2 separate regions of the Homo sapiens genome follow, and region 2 is linked to region 1. A link is a loop called in an ENCODE intact Hi-C map of the cell type or tissue named here. Cell type or tissue: mammary epithelial cell. All regions are shown on one strand. Each heading gives the region's core, and the rest is flanking DNA. Links, peaks and the distances in the headings are about the cores only.

Region 1 (2,500 bases), core at 1-2,500:
TCTTTTGTTCTGTGTAGTGACCCACTTGGAAAACACTTCTTTCTTTCAATTCTAGTATTTGGCATGATCATTACTATCGGCCAGTCTATCGTGTATGTGATGACCGGGATGTATGGGGACCCTTCTGAAATGGGTGCTGGAATTTGCCTGCTAATCACCATTCAGGTAATTATTATGCTAACATCTCCCTTTGAGTAGCCCCTCACACTTACCTACAATTCTCACATAACGAATCTCAAGCACACCTAAAAGGAACTCCTACTGAAAGGAAGCAGAAGCCTAAGACTCTGGGTTAGCCCTCTGAATTCAGCAGAGAAAGGCTTTACTGACCGCTCTCTGGGGCTGAGGATGTGATCTCATTCCGTCTTCAGCGTTTATATCAGAGAACCCAATTACTGAAGGACGGAACCATGTCCGTGGGGAGCAGTAACACATAGTCTTGTATTTTTGAATTTTTACAGCTCTTTGTTGCTGGCTTAATTGTCCTACTTTTGGATGAACTCCTGCAAAAAGGATATGGCCTTGGCTCTGGTATTTCTCTCTTCATTGCAACTAACATCTGTGAAACCATCGTATGGAAGGCATTCAGCCCCACTACTGTCAACACTGGCCGAGGTAAGGGCCCTGTGCTCCCCTGGTGGCGACAGCTTTCAGCAAAAACAATTGAGCAATGCAAAGCAGAAGACAAAAATCCCCCCATTCCACAGAAAAATAATGTCAGTTTTAGGTTTATCTCTTCTGGTGTTTGGGTCCATCTGCAAAGTTTTAAAAACACAAATAGGCTTGTAATTATGATGATACCTAACTTGCACTTTTCATATAAAAATATCTCCTGGACGTTTGGCACGTCAGAATACACAATCCTGCCTCACTTTTCTTAGCACAGTATAAGCTTATATTGCAACGATAAAGCAACGTTAAGTCATTTCCAGGTTTTTTTATCGTTAACATTGAAACCATGACTGTCCTCATATGTTCATCTTTGTATATTTTGGCAGCTGCTCTCAGTGAATAAGTTTCTAAAAATGAAATTCCTAAACCAAAGCACTTGGTCATGCAAGGGGCAGCTTTCTGAAAAAGGCCTGAACTTGGAGCTTAGCACCTGCGTTCAAATCCTGGCTGTTCCTGTTAGTCATACATACGTGGCTTTGGGCAGATTCCTGCACCACTGAATCTTGGTTACCAGGATGCAGTGAGAAGCAACATGAAATTACATGATGCCTGGCTCCTGGTAGATGTGTATCAAACATTGGCATGCTGTGCTACATCCACCAAGTGCCGTGGAAATCTTGTAACAGCATGTTTTTAATAAAAAGTTCAAAACATACAAGGGAAGCCTTAGAGAGTGTGACTTATTAGGGAAAGGAAATAAACATTTTTTGGCACTAAATATCTTCTTCACTGAGGAGCATTCCAGGAGAAATAATCATGCATATTTGAGAGTTTTCTTTTAATTGAATGTTGGAAACAGAGTCCTTGGCCTCCAGAGACCATATTATCTCATTAATGAGATGGAAAACTGGTCCCCAAACAAGTGAAGGCTGCATGTGCCTAACAGGTTACAAAGGAGAGTGGAGCTTGAGATAGGGAGCCATAGAGAAGAGTGGGCAAGATCACATTTGATGCTTCCTTGAGTACTTTGTATAAATTTAGGAAATCCAAGGTAAATTGGGAGAAGCAGGTCCAGAAGGCAAAGTTTGACAGGATGTGAAAAGGCAAGAGGGGGATGGCATTGTAGGAGTTCAGGTATTTGTCAAGACCATCATGGTGACTGGCTTTTGGGGAGTGCCTGAGTGGGAAGGAAGTAAAGTCAGAGGGGAGCCCCTGGTGGCTTAGCAGCCCAGTAGTAGCCGCCAGAGGCTCATGTTCCATTCTGCAGCAGGGCATTGAGTAATGGGAGCCAGAGTTTGGAAGAAGTGATTTGCTCTGCACTGAAAGGCAGAGAGAGCAGCTAGGTGCGTGCAGCAGTAATCCAGCCCCAATTAAGCCATCCTACAGGAGAGCACTGTGTGAGGGCATTTGGAGGAAGCAAGTTGAGAGAGGGGACCAGAGAGGCACTTTCAAGGTGGGGGAAAACTAAGAAGCAAAGGTGGATTTGTCTGGCCTTGAAGTCAGTGTGTCTACATGTCAGTTGCTCGTGTTTGGGACCTGGCTGACACGAGATGCATTCAGGAAGGGCTGTGCCCCATGGCCTGCATGTGGGCAGTGAGTGGTGCTAGAGGGAGAGCCTAGGGAGGGGCAGGGAGAGCCACACAGAGGGCACAGCTGGGACGGCAGCTTTGCAGCTGTGCCTGGAGATGTTGCAGCTTGGCTTGGGACAGGGGAGGCTGTTGAATGAGATTCTACAGGCAGAGACAGTAATCACTGCTGCTTCCCTGGGCAGCAGGAACAATGCAGAACTGGGAATTAGTCCCAAATTTGAAACCGTGGGGAAACAGGCCAGCCTTGTCACACAGGACCAAAAGGTGGAAAGGATGGGAATTGACGAAAGACCGCCACA
Region 2 (16,774 bases), core at 7,372-9,871, 50 kb before region 1:
TAAATGTGCATCTGCCTAATCACAAAGCTTCAAAACGCATGAAACAAAAACTGACAAACCCACAATTCTCATGTGTGATTCTCACGCAGAATTGAAAGGAAAAACAGACAAATCCACAATTCTCATGCATGATTCCCACACTCCTCTTCCAATAAGGACACAGAAGACTCGAACACGGTCAGCCAATTTAACCATCTCACGCTTAACAATGGCAGAATGTCCATTCTCAGCGCACATAGAGCCATCATCGAAATAAACCATATGCTGGACCACAAAACAAGTTTCATAAATGTTAAACGCTAAAAACAGGCAGAGTATGTTCTCTAACTAAAATATAGTTTAAAAAGAAATCAGTAACAATTAGATATCATTTAAATCCCTCACAATTGGAAATTGAACAAAGCACTTTTAATTACCCATGGGTCAAAGAAGAGATCATAAGAGAAATTAGAAATATTTTTAACTCTGTAAAAATAAAAACGTAGCCTATCAAATTTATGAGAAGCAGCTAAATCAGTTTTTATAGTGAACTTTACAACTTTAAATGCTTACATCATGGCAGGGTGCGGTGGCTCACACCTGTAATCCCAGCACTTTGAGAGATCGAGGTGGTTGGATCACTTGAGTCCAGGAGTTCGAGACCAGCCTGGCCAACATGGTGAAACCCCTTCTCCACTAAAAATACAAAAATTAGCCGGGCAGGGTAGCACACGCCTGCAATCCCAGCTACTCGGGAGGCTGAGGCAGGAGAATCACTTGAAACCGGGAGGCAGAGGCTGCAGTGAACTGAGATCATGACACTGAACTCCAGCCTGGGCAACAGAGCGAGATTCCGTCTCAAAATAAATAAATAAATGCTTATATTAGAAAAGGGTCAGAAATTAGTGAAACCAGTTAATAAATTTAGAAAGATCATAAAATACAAGGTCTATCTACAAAGAAATGTATTTTTATAAACTGGAAATGACCCACTAGTAAATGAAATTTAAAACTTTTAGCCCTTAGATGGAATCAAAAACACAAAAAATAATAAGGGATACATTTAACAACATATGAGCAAGAACTATTCACTGAAAACTGCAAGGTATTACTGACAGTGATTTCTAAGGGCCCAAATAGAGAGACACGCCATGTTCATGGACTGGAAGACTTGAACATGGGTGGGTGCAGGTGAAACAGGACTGGCCAAGGATGATGACTTTAGGGGCCAGATGCTGGGTACACGCATTATACAGTCCCTCTACTTCTATGTACATTTGAAATTTTCAGTAGAATAAAAGGAGCATAAAATATAACCTCCACATCACATTGGGCACCTTCTCCTCCTCATAAGCACTCTCTGCAGCTGCGTAGACTGCCTCGTGGATTCATGTGGGTTCTTGGAATCCGGCCACATTCAGAGACGTGTGAGGCAGGGTGGTTGGGGATTGAGGTTCTCAGTCAGGCAACTCACCCTCTCTGTGCCTCAACTTCCTCATCTGTGACATAGAGCTGCCTTCTAGTGTTGTTGTGAGGACTCAAAGGGTCCTACACCAGAGCACATGGGCTGGCTCCTGGAGAGGGGAGCTGACGGTGCATGCTGACATGCTACCATCGTCACCACCGTCATCCTCATCATGGTCATCTTCATGCTTGTTGTTCCGCTGGTTTCTGATTTCCTGCACTTGCAAGTAACACCACAGCAAACTTCTTTACGTATAAAGCTTTGCCTCCAACTCTGATGCTTTTCTTAGCCTAAATCCTAAAATACTGGATTTCTCAAGCAAAGGGCAGTCAGGCACCCACAGCAGGCAAGAACAGGGGCTGGACCAGAGCCCAACTGCCAGGACTGAATACACACAGCTGCTGCCGGAGGGCCAGCCTGCCTCTACCCAGCCCCGTCCTGGGGTCAGCGCCGCCTCAAAACCAGGCAGTGGCGATGGATGGACAGAGATAGGCCTAGGAGACATTTAGGCCTGGGATCAGAGACGCAGGTGCCACAGGGACCAGGTGGAGAAGGCAGTGCTGCATGCTCAGAGCAGCTGTGGCACACCTATGACTGAGTTTCATGCAGCAGCGATTGCGCTACACCTGGGGCAGGCATTGTTTCAATTGATCTTCAGAACTCTAAGAGGCAGTTCTAACAATAATTCCAAGTCACAAGTGAGGAGACAGAGGCACAGAGAGATCACGTCCCTTGCCCAAGATGCACAGCTAGTCACTGCTGGAGCCGGGATTCAAACTCTGGGATCGGAGTCCTGACCCACCACACTATGCCACGCCCATATGTTCATTGGAAGCCATGCCTGGGTCTGTCCCAAGAGATCCCATTTCGAGGTTTCTGACCCCAAGATGGCATTGCCCAAGGCAAACATTCCAATATTATTATTATTATTATTATTATTATTATTATTATTATTATTATTTTAGACAGAGTTTCGCTCTGTCCCCAGGCTGGAGTGCAGTGGTGCGATCTTCACTCATTGCAACCTCCGCCTCCCGGGTTCAAGCAATTCTCCTGCCTCAGCCTCCCAAGTAGCTGGGATCACAGGTGCCTGCCACTATGCCCGGCTAATTTTTGTATTTTTAGAAGAGATGGAGTTTCACCATGTTGGCTAGGCTGATCTCGAACTCCTGATCTCAAGTGATCACCCTGCCTCAGCCTCCCAAAGTGCTGGGATTACAGGTATGAGTCACCCCGCCTGGCCAAACATTCCAATTTTTAAGTGTTGACAATGAATTCTTACAAATTTAATACTACACAGCCCTCTTGCCACATTTGGCCTACGGGGTATCAGTTTGCAGCCCTGGGAAGGATGAAGCGAGGGAGAGGAAGGTAGTGCAGGCTCCTTCCCAGGGAGTGGGGACACAGAAAAAGGGGCAAGCAGCCCCATTTGTTTGCGTTTCCATACAGTAAGCAAACCTACAAAGGAATGGGCCATCCCCTGTTGCTGGGTCAGGAAGCAGGGATCACAAATGCCGGAAAAAAGAAAAAAGAAAAAAAAAACACCTAGGCACAACCTGGGCTTTCTGCCCTCTGGCAGTAGGGATGGGGTTGAGAGGCAGAGGACCAACGCTGTCACTGTGATTCCCAGGCGCACTGAGGGGAGGGGCACCCCCTGGCGACCCTCCAAGAAGCAGCCCACCCAAATTGCTGCCTGCTGCAAGGGCCAAATGCTGGGACCAGAGGGACCGGCGACCGGGGCCTTTTGCACCGGGCTTTACCCTTTAACACAACAAAACAGAGCCCAGCCTGCTAAGGAGTGTTACACACCTGCTGAGAAACCCAGCTATGCCTGGCCCTCCTCTCAGGCAGACACATTTCCCAGCCCTTGTTGTACACACGATGCCAGCCTTGGGGCCATCGTGCCTCTGTGATCAATAAAAGTAGAAGAAAGGAGCTGAGGCCACCTCATCCCCAGCTGGGAGGCAGGCGGGAGGAGAGGCCCCCAGGCAGCTCAGCTGATGGCAGCTCAGGACAAAGTCTCAGCGTCATCCTGACCCTCCTTCCCAGGCACTCCCCCTTTTTTTCCCCGCCACCACCCCCTTCCCCCCGCCCCCTGGGCACTTGGAAGAGGGGGGTGGGAAGCCGTCTTTGGGATGGAGCTGGGTGGGCAGGGAGCTTGCAGAAGGGCTGAGGAGGAGGTGGGATGGGCTGAGGGAGGAATGAACAGGGCTGCGGCCCCTCAGGGAGCTCCGGATGGGTCCTGAGCCAGGACCAGCCCTGACCTCTGGGCGAAGCCTGCCAACAGCCGGGCAACAAACCTTCCTTGAAGAGGACGCCAGGTGGAGCATCCGCAAAGCCCGTTCAGAGCCAGGCCCCGGCCACCTTTGTTTGTTGCCTGGACCATGGCAGAGGCCTCCCACCTTCCCTGGTTTCCCGCACTGCAGCCAGAGGGAATCTTGGACGGTGCAGCAGGTCCCAGGGCTCCGGCTCCCAGAGGCCGAGGTCCCTAGGGAGGTGTGTAAGGCCGTCAGCACTCTGGCCCCACCTCACCCCACTCTCCGGATTCCTCTGGTTGGTCCTCCGCCGCCATGTGCGGCTTAGCTGTTCTTCCTCTAGAACCTTCTTCCCCCAGACATCCCAATACCAGTTCCTGCACCTCTCCCAAGTCTTTCCCCCTTCTCGGGGCCCTTCCCCACCCATGCGCTCAGGATTCAACGCTGCAGGTCCTCTCCCTCCCCCTAGTGTATTCTTCTCCGTAGCAGGGTCCACCCCCTGCCCACACAGTGACTGCCTTCCAGAGTGCCCGGTAGCTATTTCAGGCTGTTCCTAGCGGTTTCCGTGGGGAAGGAGGGCCCAGACCTGCCCAGCCTCTGGCTGGGTCCCTGCTCCCTGCCTGTCGAAACTCCACCCACGGATCCTGTGATCAGTCTCTCCGGGCTCCTCATGGAGCAGAATTCTCACCCAGTGCTGTCCAGGAAAGCAGAATCCCAGCCACGTCTGCGACTTTAAAGTATGCAGTAGCCACATTTTAAAAAGTAAAAGGAAATGAGTGCAATTAATTTATATTAATTATAGTTAATTTACATACTTTTATAAATAATATACTTTATCTGACTCAATATAACCAAAATATTGTCATTTGAACCCATAACCAATATAAATATATAAGCATATAATAACTATATAAAATATACAAATATGATGGGATATCGTGCATTCTTTTTTTCATACTAGGTCCCCGAAATCCAGTGTGTATTTTACACTCACAGCACGTCTCACTTCAGATGAACCACATCTCAAGAGCTCAGTCCCCTATGGACCAACACTCACATTGTCCCCAGTTCCCCTCTAAACAATGCAGCAATAACATGCTCACACATGCCTCCTGGAAGGCTAGGGTGTGAATTCGTTTCTCTCCTGGGTACGTCCCCAGGGCAGTGGTGGCTGGCTCAGACTTAATTGGCCATGGTTTGCCAGCTCCCTCTGTAGGATGGCTGCGCTGGCCACACTTGCCCTCAAGACACAAGGGTCCACTGGCTCCACACCTTTCCACTTTCTGCATTACCCACCTTTTTTTTTTTTTTTTTTTGAGACAGAGTCTCACTCTGTCGCCCAGGCTGGAGTGCAGCGGCACCATCTCGGCTCACCGCAAGCTCCGCCTCCCGGGTTCACGCCATTCTCCTGCCCCAGCCTCCCGAGTAGCTGGGACTACAGGTGCCCGCCAACGCGCCCAGCTTTTTTTTTTTTTTTTTTTTTTTTTTTGTATTTTTAGTAGAGACAGGGTTTCACTGTGTTAGCCAGGATGGTCTCGATCTTCGGACCTCGTGATCTGCCCGCCTCAGCCTCCCAAAGTGCTGGGATTACAGGCATGAGCCACCGCGCCGGCCATTACCCACCTTTCTAATGTTAGTCAATAGGATAGCTGTAAAATGACACCTCCTTGTTATTTTGATTTGCATTTCTCTAATTGCTAATGAGTTTGGGCTGAGCTACCTTTGAAAGAATTTGTCCAGCCTAAATGAGCATCAATAACAGATTAGCTAAATAAGTCACGTTGTCCTAATTCACAGACTATTGTAGACCTGTTAAAAAGAATGGAACAAGGCTGGGTGAAGTGGCTCACGCCTGTAATCGCAGTGCTTTGGGAAGCCAAGACGGGCAGATCACTTGAGCCCAGGTGTTCACGACCAGCCTGGGCAATATGGTGAAACCTCATCTCTATAAAAAATACAAAAATTAGCCCAGTACGGTGGCACATGCCTGTAGTTCCAGCTACTTGGGAGGCTGAGGCAGGACCACACCCAGTACCACCTGCTCTGCCAGGCACTCACTGTGTGACCTTGGTTCTGCCTGTGCCTCAGTCTCCTCCTCTGCAAAACAAAAAAGGGATGAGGAGAGTCTCACAGATTGTTGTGGAGAAGAGGCATTTGGAGATGCACAGAGAGCAGCATCCAGTCACCTGCGTGCCCCAGCTCGGCTCCGATGCCAGCACTCGCTCCTCTTTGCCATACACCTTTGCTGCGCATCTACCAAATTCCAGGCACTGCTCCGGAGTCTCTCGGAACACAGAGGTGAAGTGCAAGGAAAAATAATAATCATCATATGATTATTAACCCTAGAGAAAATAAAATGCTACATAGGAGAGGGAAGGTAACCATAGATTACCATATGGCACAGCTGTGCCTTGTGTTTACACCGGTTTATGATAATATAAACTCTGAGCCAGAATTAATAACTAAAAGGAGAGAGGGATCAGGACAAGGGAGGGACAAGGACAAACTGTATCCTCAGGAAGCAGAGGCCCTCCATGCTCTTAAGGCCAGCGGCTTCCCTCAGTTGCGACAGGAACGTTCCTTGGCCTCCTGAGCCACTGAGGGCAATGCTGGGTGGCCCACTGCTTGGGTGCTGATGGCTGTCCATTTCAGGGGCATCTGAGCCAGCAGCCCTTGGAGCCCAGCCTCACATACCATAGGCCCAAGAAAGAAGGCTTATGCAAGGCCACACCTGGAGCTAGAGCAGAACCAGATGCAAACCCACCCTGCCTCTGGGTCTGGTGCTCTTTCCTCTGGCCTGCTCAGAGAGCGCAGGCTGGGACCTCGGGATATCCCTTCTGTGCCGGGATCTTTTTTTTTTTTTTTTTTTGAGACAGGGTCTCACTCTGTCACCCTCACCCAGGCTGGAGTGCAGTGGCATGACCTCAGCTCACTGCAGCCTCTGCCGCCTGGGTTCAAGTGGTTCTTGTGCTTCAGCCTCCTAAGTAGCTGGGATTACAGATGTGTGTACCACCACACAGGCTAATTTTTTGTATTTTTTAGTAGAGACAGGGTATCACCATGTTGGCCAGGCTGGTCTCAAACTCCTGACCTCAAGCGATCGGTCCACCTTAGCCTCCCAAAGTGCTGGGATTACAGATGTAAGTGCCGGAATCTTGCACAGCAGAGAGTGGGACTGGTGAAATATGCCCTGGTGCACACACACAGCAGAATGCGTGGCTGCCTACACACAGTAAAGCAAAGCTAGCTGAGTTCCTTTGGGCCCTGTTGCCCCATCTGTAAAATGAGGCTGTGCTAGTGCTTGTGGGCTATGTAAGGGTCCCCTGCATTAATATAGATAAAGCGCATCATTACCATCCTCCTCCCCTCCACTGAGGAGAGACAGCCTCCATGGTGCAATGCCCAGTGCCAAAGGCAGGTGAAGAACTCAGCTCACACCCTGGCTCTGCTGGTGGGGTGTGGACAAGGCCCTGAACACACACATCCATGTGTGAATGTATGAGGGGGTGCTATATGGATGAGTGTGGGCACATTGTGTGTGGCAGGTGTGTATACGTGTGTATGTATAGTTGTGGGTATGTATTGGTGAAAATCATAATCTCCCATGACACAATCCTGGATGCCACGATCTCGAGTGTTGAAATCCTGAAAGATCAAAACTCCAGATGTTGAAATCCTCAAAGTCAAATTCTAGGAAAAGGATTAGTGCATTTCAGGATCATTGCATCATGTTGGTTGCATGTTGGGTGGAACTATTGCTTTGTTATCTTTGTTTGGAAATTCAGTGTGGTTTAAGGAGATGTGTTTGGGTGCCAAGTTGACAAGCCTGGCTCTGCTGTAGACTTGAGAAACCTGGTAGGCATTATTTTGGGGGTGTCTGTGAGCGCGTTTCCAGGGGAGACGAGTGCGTGAGTCTGACTGGATCAGGGGAAAGATCTGTTCTCGGTGTAAACAGGCACATTTATTTATTGCGCAGATAAATCCCCTTTTAAAAATGTTAATAAATGTCTTTTAGAGAATTCTAAAATTATTTTTTCCAGAATTACGTTTCGGGGATTTTTATCTTTTGAAATTTTGATTTTCAAGATTCTATACTCTAGGGATTTTGATCTTTCAGGATTTCAGCTTTCAGGATTATGGAATTTGGAACTGTCTTTTGGTACTATGGCCCAAACTGGTGTGCATACGTGTGTGTGTGTGTGTGTTCATGAGTGTACATATATTGTGTATATCTGTGTGTGAATGGGGTATATGTACATATGTGTGTATATGAGTATGTGTGTGTGTTGTTGGTAAACACAAATCTAGAGAAAAAAATTGTATTTTTTCCGGTGCAAAGAAAGGGAATAAGGCACCCCCTCCCACTTCCTACTTCCTTTAATAAAGCTGAAATTGTAAACGCTACCTCTGTCTCCTTGAGATGTATGTAAATTTATTTTATTGTATCATTATTATTGCAGTAAAGAAATAGTTTATGACCCGAGGCCGGCCACCCTGGAGATTGAGTTATCACTCAATCTCGCTGAGGAGTTGGGGGGGGCTTTCAAGGGTTTTGGAGTGGTGATCGCTGATTGGTTAGGGATGAAATCTTAGGCGTGGGAAACCTCCCTGAGTCCGCCTCAGTCTGGGATCCTCTGACAGGTTTTGCAGCCCCGGGCTCCTTCTCTCCGCCTTGGAAACAGCCAGGAGGTGGCGCCGGATCTCCCCCATCCTCAGGAGTGTGAGGCCCAGGTGCTCGCTTCAGGAAGTAAACTTCTTGTCAAAAGACAGGAGGCATTTGGGAAATTAGCACGTATGGAGTGGGTGGTGTCTGCCAGGCTATGAAAGCTCTTTTTCTTTGCAATCTCTTTAGCCGACTGTCTGTGATGCACACTGCTGTCTAGTTGTAGCAAAACTAACTTCCTGTTACCTTTGTGGAGAGGTTTTCTGGGTTGACAGATTTTGTTTTTAATCATTTTCCCAATGACATGTGTGTGTTTAAGATATGTGTCTATGGCGGCGGTGGGAGCGGGAGAGTGTCCTAAAAAGCCGGTTCAGTGCACACCTCTAGGACTGGTGGAACTGAAGCTGGAATCGGGGATGGGAGGGACAAACCAGTTTTTTCCTATACACTCTGTGTAGCAACAGAACTAAGCACGTGCATGTGCCTTGCATCACAGTTCACTTAGCAACGAGCTGCATCTATGACTGTGGTCCCATAAGATGATAATGGGACCGGGCGTGGTGGCTCACGCCTGTAATCCCAGCACTTTGGGAGGCCGAGGCGGGTGGATCACCTGAGGTCAGGAGTTCAAGACCAGCCTGGCCAACATGGCAAAACCCCGTCTCTACTAAAAATACAAAAATTAGCTGGGTGTGGTGGCGTGAGACTGTAATCCCAGCTACTCGGGAGACTGAGGCTGGAGAATCGCTTGAACCCGGGAAACGGAGGTTACAGTGAATCGAGATCGTGCTACTGCACTCCAGCCTGGGCAACAGAGTAAGCCTCCGTCTCAAAAAAAAAAAAGGACCTAAAAATCCCCCTCGCCTAGTGACGTCACATCAGCTATGACGTCATCGCACACATTCCTCTCTGTGTGTGGTGATGCTGGTGTACACAAACCCACTGCACTGCCAGTCGGATGAAAGCCCAGCACATGCAATTATGTACAGTACATAATACTTGATCCTATTAATAAACGACTGTGTTACTGTCAGAGGCATTGAAACCAGTGCAAATCCATCTTGAGTAGGGACTGGGTAAAATAAGGCTGAGACCTACTGCGCTGCGTTCCCAGACAGTTAAGGCATTCTAAGTCACAGGATAAATTAGGAGGTCGGCACAAGATACAGGTCATAAAAACCTTGCTGATAAAACTGGTTGCAGTAAAGAAGTCGGCCAAAACTCACCAAAACCAAGATGGCCATGAGAGTGACCTCTGTTCGTCCTCACTGCTACACTCCCACCAGCGCCATGACAATTTACAGATGCCATGGCAACATCAGGAAGTTATCCTACATGGTCGAAAAGGGGAGACAAGAATAATCCATCCCTTATTTACCATATCATCAAGAAATAACCATAAAAATTGGCAACTAGCAGCCCTCAGGGCTACTCTGCCTACAGAGTGGCCATTCTTTTGTTTCTTCGCTTCTCCAATAAACTTGCTTTCACTTTACTCTACAGATTCGCCTCGAGTTCTTTCTTGCCCGAGATCCAAGAATCCTCACTTGGCATCTGGATCATGACCCCTTTCCAGTAACATTACCAGTTTATGTATTTACTGTATTTTACTTTTTAATCATTATTTTAGAGCATACTCCTACTTATTAAAAAAAAAGTTAGTGATAAAACAGCCTCAGGCAGGTCCTTCAGAAGGGATTCCAGATGAAGGCATTGTCATCACAGGAGGTGACGGCTCCATTAGTGTTACTGTCCTTGAAGACCTTCCAGTGGGACAGGAGTTGGAGGTGGAAGGTAATGATATCACTGATCGGGACCCTGTGTAGCAGGTCTCAGCTAATGTGTGTGTTTGTGTCTTAGTTTCTGAAAAAAATGTTTAAGAAGTAAAAAAAAAAAAAAAAATTAATAGAAAAAGGTTTATACAATAAGAATATAAAGAAAGAAAATATTTGTGTATGATTGTACAATGTGTTTGTGTTTTAAGTTAAGTGTTATTACAAAAGAGTTGAAAGTGGCTGGGCATGGTGGCTCACGCCTGTCATCCCAACACTTTGGGAGACCAAGGCGGGCAGATCACAAGGTCAGGAATTCAAGACCAGCCTGGACAACATGGTGAAACCCCATCTCTACTAAAAATACAAAAATGAGCCGGGCATAGTGGCGCACACCTGTAACCCCAGCTACTCGGGAGGCTGAGGCAGGAGAATTGCTTGAACCCTGGAGGTGGAGGTTGCAGTGAGCTGAGATTGCGCCACTGTACTCCAGCCTGGGTGACAGAGCGAGACTCTGTCTCAAAAAAAAAAAAAAAAAAAAAAAGAGTTGAAAGTTAAAAAAATTGAAAAGTTTCTGAAGTAAAAATGTTACAGTAAGCTAAACATAGTTTGTTATTGAAGAAATAAAATATATTTTATAAATTTGTGTAGCCTAAGTACACACATTTATAAAGTCTGCTATAGTGCACAGTACTGCCCTAGGCCTTCAGGTTCACTTACCACTCACTCACCGACTCACTGACTCACCCAGGGCGACTTCCAGTCCCACAAGGCTCCATCCCTGGTGAGTGCCCTATACAGGGGTACCTTTTCACAATTTTTTTTTTTTGAGACAGTCTCGCTCTGTCGCCCAGGCTAGAGTGCAATGGCACCATCTCAGCTCACTGAAACCTCTACCTCCTGGGTTCAAGTGATTCTCCTGCCTCAGCCTCCTGAATAGCTGGGATTACAGGCACTCACCAACATGTCTGGCTAATTTTTGCATTTTTAGTAGAGATGGGGTTTTGCCATGTTGGCCAGGCTGGTCTTGAACTCCTGACCTTAGGTGATCCACCCGCCTTGGCCTCCCAAAGTGCTGGGATTACAGGCATGAGCCACCATGCCCAGCCGGAATTCTTAATTTCTGAAAAACTGAGTTCCTTCCAGTTTATATATTAGGCACAGGAATCCTGATCCAAAGGAAATACACTGCAGCACCAATTGGCTGACTTTGGATAAGTAATGGGGTACATTTTACTTGAGTAAAGGATGGGATTGAGTTAGAGGGCCTCCCCTCAGTAAAGTCCCTCTTGGTTAAAAATAGATTAAAGATGACAGGGTCCAACTGAGGGCAAGCCTTGCCAGTTCAATATTGGGTGCTAAACAGCGTGGCCAATGTCTATGTTTTGTCACTCATATTTTCCTCTGGCCAGAATGAAAAATGTTAATTGGGTTACCCCATGCAACCCCTTGAGCAGCAACTTGCAAAACTGAGAGGCTTTTGCCTGATTCCATAAAACAAAAAAAGATGATTTTCCTTTATGATGTGGCTTGGCCCCCAGGGCTATAGTGTGGCAAGCAGGGTCACTAGGGTTGCTCAGGGAAAGGGAACCCAGGAGCCTGGCATGCCCGCAAAAGGGTAAGAATTTATTACCAGTCGGACTCTGACCTTTCTCTCTCTGTGAAAACTGGTTAAATAAATGGTAAAAATCACTGTTTATCTCCTCTCTAAAGTTTTGATTAACACAAAAAAGAATTCTGAGGCTGGTCTTAAGCTGTAGTGAACCTGGTGTGCTTTATGTGTCTTTCTGTATTGTTCTGTCGTGAAAGGGAGTACCTTAGGATAAAGCATGTGTCTAGGACACCATAAACCCACTGTTCAAGATGGCCCAGAAAACTGGTCAGTCATGTCCTTGGGAGCCTGACCTTATAACCATGTGGCCATGCTTTCCCTTTTCATAATGGAGGCCCAGGTTCAGGGTTCAATTCCCTTAGGAAATGAGTACTTTCTGGTTTGATATCTGTGTAATCCTTACCATTTGTTGATTCTCTTCCCCTCCATGAACCATCTTAAATTTTCCTTTCTCTGAGCACAGAAATACTGTGCATTTGGCCTAGGCAAGGCTGCATAATAAAAGATTTAAAAGGAATTTTAAAAAGAGCACTATAGTTAAAAGTCAGCTTAATTAAAACTGGATATTAAAGCTCTAACAGCCTGGGACTCCTTGGGAAAAACAGGAGGCTCCAGAGACCTGTTTTGGAAAAAAATCCCTTTTCCTCATGGAACCTCAGGAATTGGAAATGGATAGATCCTCCTCAAAATCTAAGGCTCTGTTCTTTTTAGGATCCAGGATCTGGTGTAAAAATGGGATCTGTTTTTCCCTTCCAACTGTGCCTGCTTATTAGGCTCTAGAAATTGCAGGCTTTCCTGGCCCTGTTCTTCCACCCTAGGACTCCACTCTAAAGCCAGTAATCCAACTTAAAAAACTTAAAACTTGGCTGGGCACAGTGGGTTATGCCTGTAAACCCAGCACTTTGGGAGGCTGAGGCAGGTGGATCACGAGGTCAGGAGTTTGACACCAGCCTGGCTAACATGGTGGAACCCCGTCTCTACTAAAAATCCAAAAAATTAGCCTGGTGTGGTGGTACACACCTGTAATCCCAGCTACTTAGGAGGCTGAGGCAGGAGAATCGCTTGAACCCAGGAGGCAGAGGTTGCAGTGAGCCAAGATCACGCCACTGCACTCCAGCCTCGGTGACAGAGTGAGACTCTGTCTCAAGACAAAAAACACACACACGCATACACACAACTTAAAAATTGGCAAATGAAAAATCTTACAACTACTTCTGTCTGTCTGTGCAGTTATATATGTGTTGTGTGTGTGATGTTTATATAAAAGAGCTCTAATTAATTGGCTTTAAGAAAACTAAGCACTTAAATCAAATATTTTGGCAGAAAAGTAAAAACTGTAATGTCTTAGTTCACATAACTTTAGTAATCTTGGGGAAATAAAAACAGCTTTAAAGACTATTGGTAAAATAAAGACATTTGGTCTAAATTAGGCAGGTTAGATATTTGATTTGCTAAATGCTTTAAGGTCATAAACTGCTTCTTAGGCTTTTGAAAATTATTCAATTTACCTACTTTGGAGCATTAGATTCTAAATAAGGGCCAGGCACATGGCTCATACCTGTAATCCCAGCACTTTGGGAAGCCAAAGCAGGTGGATCACTTGAGGCCAGGAGTTCGAAAGCAGCCTGGCCAACATGGAGAAACCATGTCTCTATGAAAAATACAAAAATTAGCTGGGTGTGGTGGCATGTATCTGTAATTCCAGCTACTCAGGGGGCTGAAGCAGAAAAATCACTTGAACCTGGGAGGCAGAAGTTGCAGTGAGCCAAGATCAGACCACTGCACTCTAGCCTGGGTGACAGAGTGAGTGAGACTTTGTCTCCAAAAAAAAAAAAAAAAAAAAAAATCCAAATAAGGCCTGGGGACAACCAGTAAAATAACTTGTTGTTTAAAAAGAGGGATGTTTAGGACAAGTCAGAAAGTCCATGCATGTTGTAGATGGCTTGTGTACATTGTGAAAGGATTTGTGAAAGAAAATTTATGCACCAAAAGTAAAAGTTGCTAAGAGTTACCATTGTAACACGTGATTGAGACTACTGAAGAAATAGTTTTACATGCAAGGTGTGTGAGGAGAATGAAATGTGTTTTTGGTAAAAGATTCTAAGAAAGCATGGGAATGTAAATTTTTGCATAGTTTAGAGAGCTAAAGGATTGTTTTAGATAAGAATAAGCTAAAGGTTTGAACAAGTTGTGGAAGTTTTGTAAAAATTAATGTTGTTAAAAAAAATTCTGTATGTGAACATATTGACTAAATTTAAAGGAGTATTTTCCAATTTTTCCATAAATTGAACATCAAAATAAAGGCACAAACAGGGTTTCCTTAAATCACTGATCTGTTCTTTTTTTTTTTTTTTTTTTTTTTTTTTTTTGAGACAGAGTTTTACTCTTGTTGCCCAGGCTGGAGTGCAATGCTGAGATCTGGGCTCACCGTAACCTCTGCCTCCTGGGTTCAAGCAATTCTCCTGCCTTAGCCTCCCAAGTAGCTGGGATTATAGGCATGTGCCACCACACCTGGCTAATTTTTTATTTTTAGTAGAGATGGGGTTTCTCCATGTTGGTCAGGCTGGTCTCAAACTCCCAACTTCAGGTGATTTGCCCGCCTTGGCCTCCCAAAGTGCTGGGATTATAGGCATGAGCCACAGTGCCCTGCCTGATCTGCTCTTTAACAAAACTTTGTAAAGGGTTACAAAAGGTTTATGATAATCTCATCTTATGGTCAAACTGATTAAGATTGGAAAGATTTGTCTGTAAGGTTTTATTAAAAATTGGGGTTAACATTAATAGTAAACTAATGCAAGAGTGAAGTTTAGCTTTCTCTCTTGAACAAGATTTTCATGCATATTAACAGATAATGAAGCTTTTCATTTGCCTTTTGAATAAACTACTGAACAAAAGAAGGGAAAGAAAAGAGACAGATTGTTTGGAAAGCTAAGTCTTCCCTCTATCAATGAGTAAAGGTTTTGCCTTTAAAAAAATATTCGAGTCATCATTGTGGCTAAATGAATGACTTATGGAAACCTGGAATTCTATTTCATAATATCAAGTGTTTTAAACCTTTAACATATTTGATAGCCTTCCCGAAATCAAATTTCAGCTTCAAAATGGTCTTTTCTGACCTCTAGCTTTAAGATGCTACAGAGGACCCCTGAAGAATCCAAAAGAGAGGTAAACAAGATTATCTGACATGTTTCATTACATGGGAAACATTGTCAAAAATTTTAAAAAAAATTTAATCTACTTCAGTTTATATTTTAGTGAATATTAATATATGTTCCAAAATTATATGGGATTTCTAAAATTCTAATATGTTTGAGTATATGTTATCAATAATAATTATGGTTATGTTATTATAAACCACAGAAATATCCAAATTTCCTTGTCAATTGTGTTTTTGACTATAACAATTTGGCCGGGCAGGGTGGCTCATGCCTGTAATCCCAGCATTTTGGGAGACCAAGGCAGGCAGATCACCTAAAGTCAGGAGTTCAAGACCAGCCTGGCCAACATGGTGAAACTCTGTCTCTACTAAAAATACAAAAATTAGCTGATGGTGGTGTCACGCACCTGTAATCTCAGCTACTCAGGAGGCTGAGCCAGGAGAATCGCTTGAACCTGGGCGGCAGAGGTTGCAGTGAGCCCAGATTACGCCACTGTACTCCAGCCTAGGCAACAGAGTGAGACTCTGTCTCAAAAAAAAAAAAAAAAAAAAAAACTATTACTATTTAAATTCATTTCCGCAGTTAATTACTAAATGTTAATGCTGATGCAGTTTCTGAAAACTTCACAAGCCTACAAAATCCTGGAATATGGTGTCTTTTAGGAGATCCATGAAAGGATAAAAAGGACCCTAAAAAACACTCTGGAATACAGATTTCTAATAAATTTAGAATCATATCATTTTAACTGGGTAAGAATTCCTGGAACTTTAATGAGAAGACTGACTGAGTTACAAAACTGCTAGCCCAAGTAGAACAAAGATTAATTAAATACCAAGAAAATACTTTGCCAGATTTTCATGCTAAATCAGCTAATACTGAAATTGTTTAGATATACAATTTGAATGAACTCCATGGTCTAAGTCAAATTACCTATGATAACCCATTGGTTATCAGTGCTATGCACCTAATTTGGAAAAACAACTGGTATTCAAGAGGATATAAGTCTAATGTTAATTAAGCATGGACTCATGGATAACCAGGACGGCTGCCTTGTCCTTCCTGAGTCCTTAAAGCTTTTGTTATTAAAAGTTCTGCATTCCATGACTCACCATGGAAAAGATAAAATGATCCAAGTTGAATATATTGGTGTGGTGACTTATAAATGGCTAAGATGGTTTATAACCAATGTTTGGTCTCATATTCCTGAGATAACAATCAAAGCTTCAGGTATGTTTGGTCACCTGATGGACCATTTAAACAGTCTATAAAGGGATTTCATTCCATTGTTTTTTGTTTTGTTTTGTTTTGTTTGTTTGTTTATTTGAGATGGAGTCTCACTCTGTCACTCAGGCTGGAGTTCAGTGGCACGATCTCATCTCACTGCAACCTCTGCCTCCTGGGTTCAAGCGATTCTCCTGCCTCAGCCTCCTGAGTAGCTGGGATTATATGCTCCTGCCACCATGCCTGGCTAATTTTTGTATTTTTAGTAGAGACAAGGTTTCACCATGTTGACCAGGCTGGTCTCAAACTCCTGACCTCAGGTGATCCAACCGCCTTGGCTTCCCAAAGTGCTGGGATCACAGGCGTGAGCCACTGTGCCCAGCCATCCATGGTTATTTTCAATGCATGTTTTCTGGTTGTATAAAAGCTCTCCCATGAAGAAGGCTGATGTTATAACACTAAGTTATTATGCTACAGTGTATTTTCACCAAAGAAAGCTTTTTATGGTTTGCTGAGGACAATCAAACCCTTCACAGTCTAGAACCTGAAGACTGGATCTTCTGAGAACATCAGAGAAAGACTGTCCTTGCCATCCACAAAAAACTTTGGAATCTTGAACTTTGGGTTCCTAATCTCACAATTGAGAAGG

The links. Peaks named below come from ENCODE experiments on the same cell type or tissue, not always from the same donor. Only the 100,000 strongest peaks of a DNase experiment are listed, where the experiment ranks them.
Region 2: it touches region 1 in a loop (6-fold over the local background); 7 of 110 quality-filtered maps call a loop at or near these places.

Annotation. Positions count from the first base shown.
Region 1 is chr3:128,060,047-128,062,546 of GRCh38, forward strand. It overlaps SEC61A1 (SEC61 translocon subunit alpha 1), which reads left to right. Exons shown (of 12, transcript NM_013336.4): 6 at 56-165; 7 at 462-615. Among named protein-coding and RNA genes, the nearest start is that of SEC61A1, 8.9 kb to the left of the region's middle. In mammary epithelial cell, for the core only: no CTCF peak of the experiment used is centred there; a DNase peak (open chromatin) is centred at 1,175; H3K27ac peaks cover 2,042 bases.
Region 2 is chr3:128,003,003-128,019,776 of GRCh38, forward strand. No RefSeq gene overlaps it. Among named protein-coding and RNA genes, the nearest start is that of SEC61A1, 41 kb to the right of the region's middle. RefSeq lists an enhancer at 8,543-9,043. In mammary epithelial cell, for the core only: a CTCF peak has its summit at 8,394 (motif pointing right); no DNase peak of the experiment used is centred there.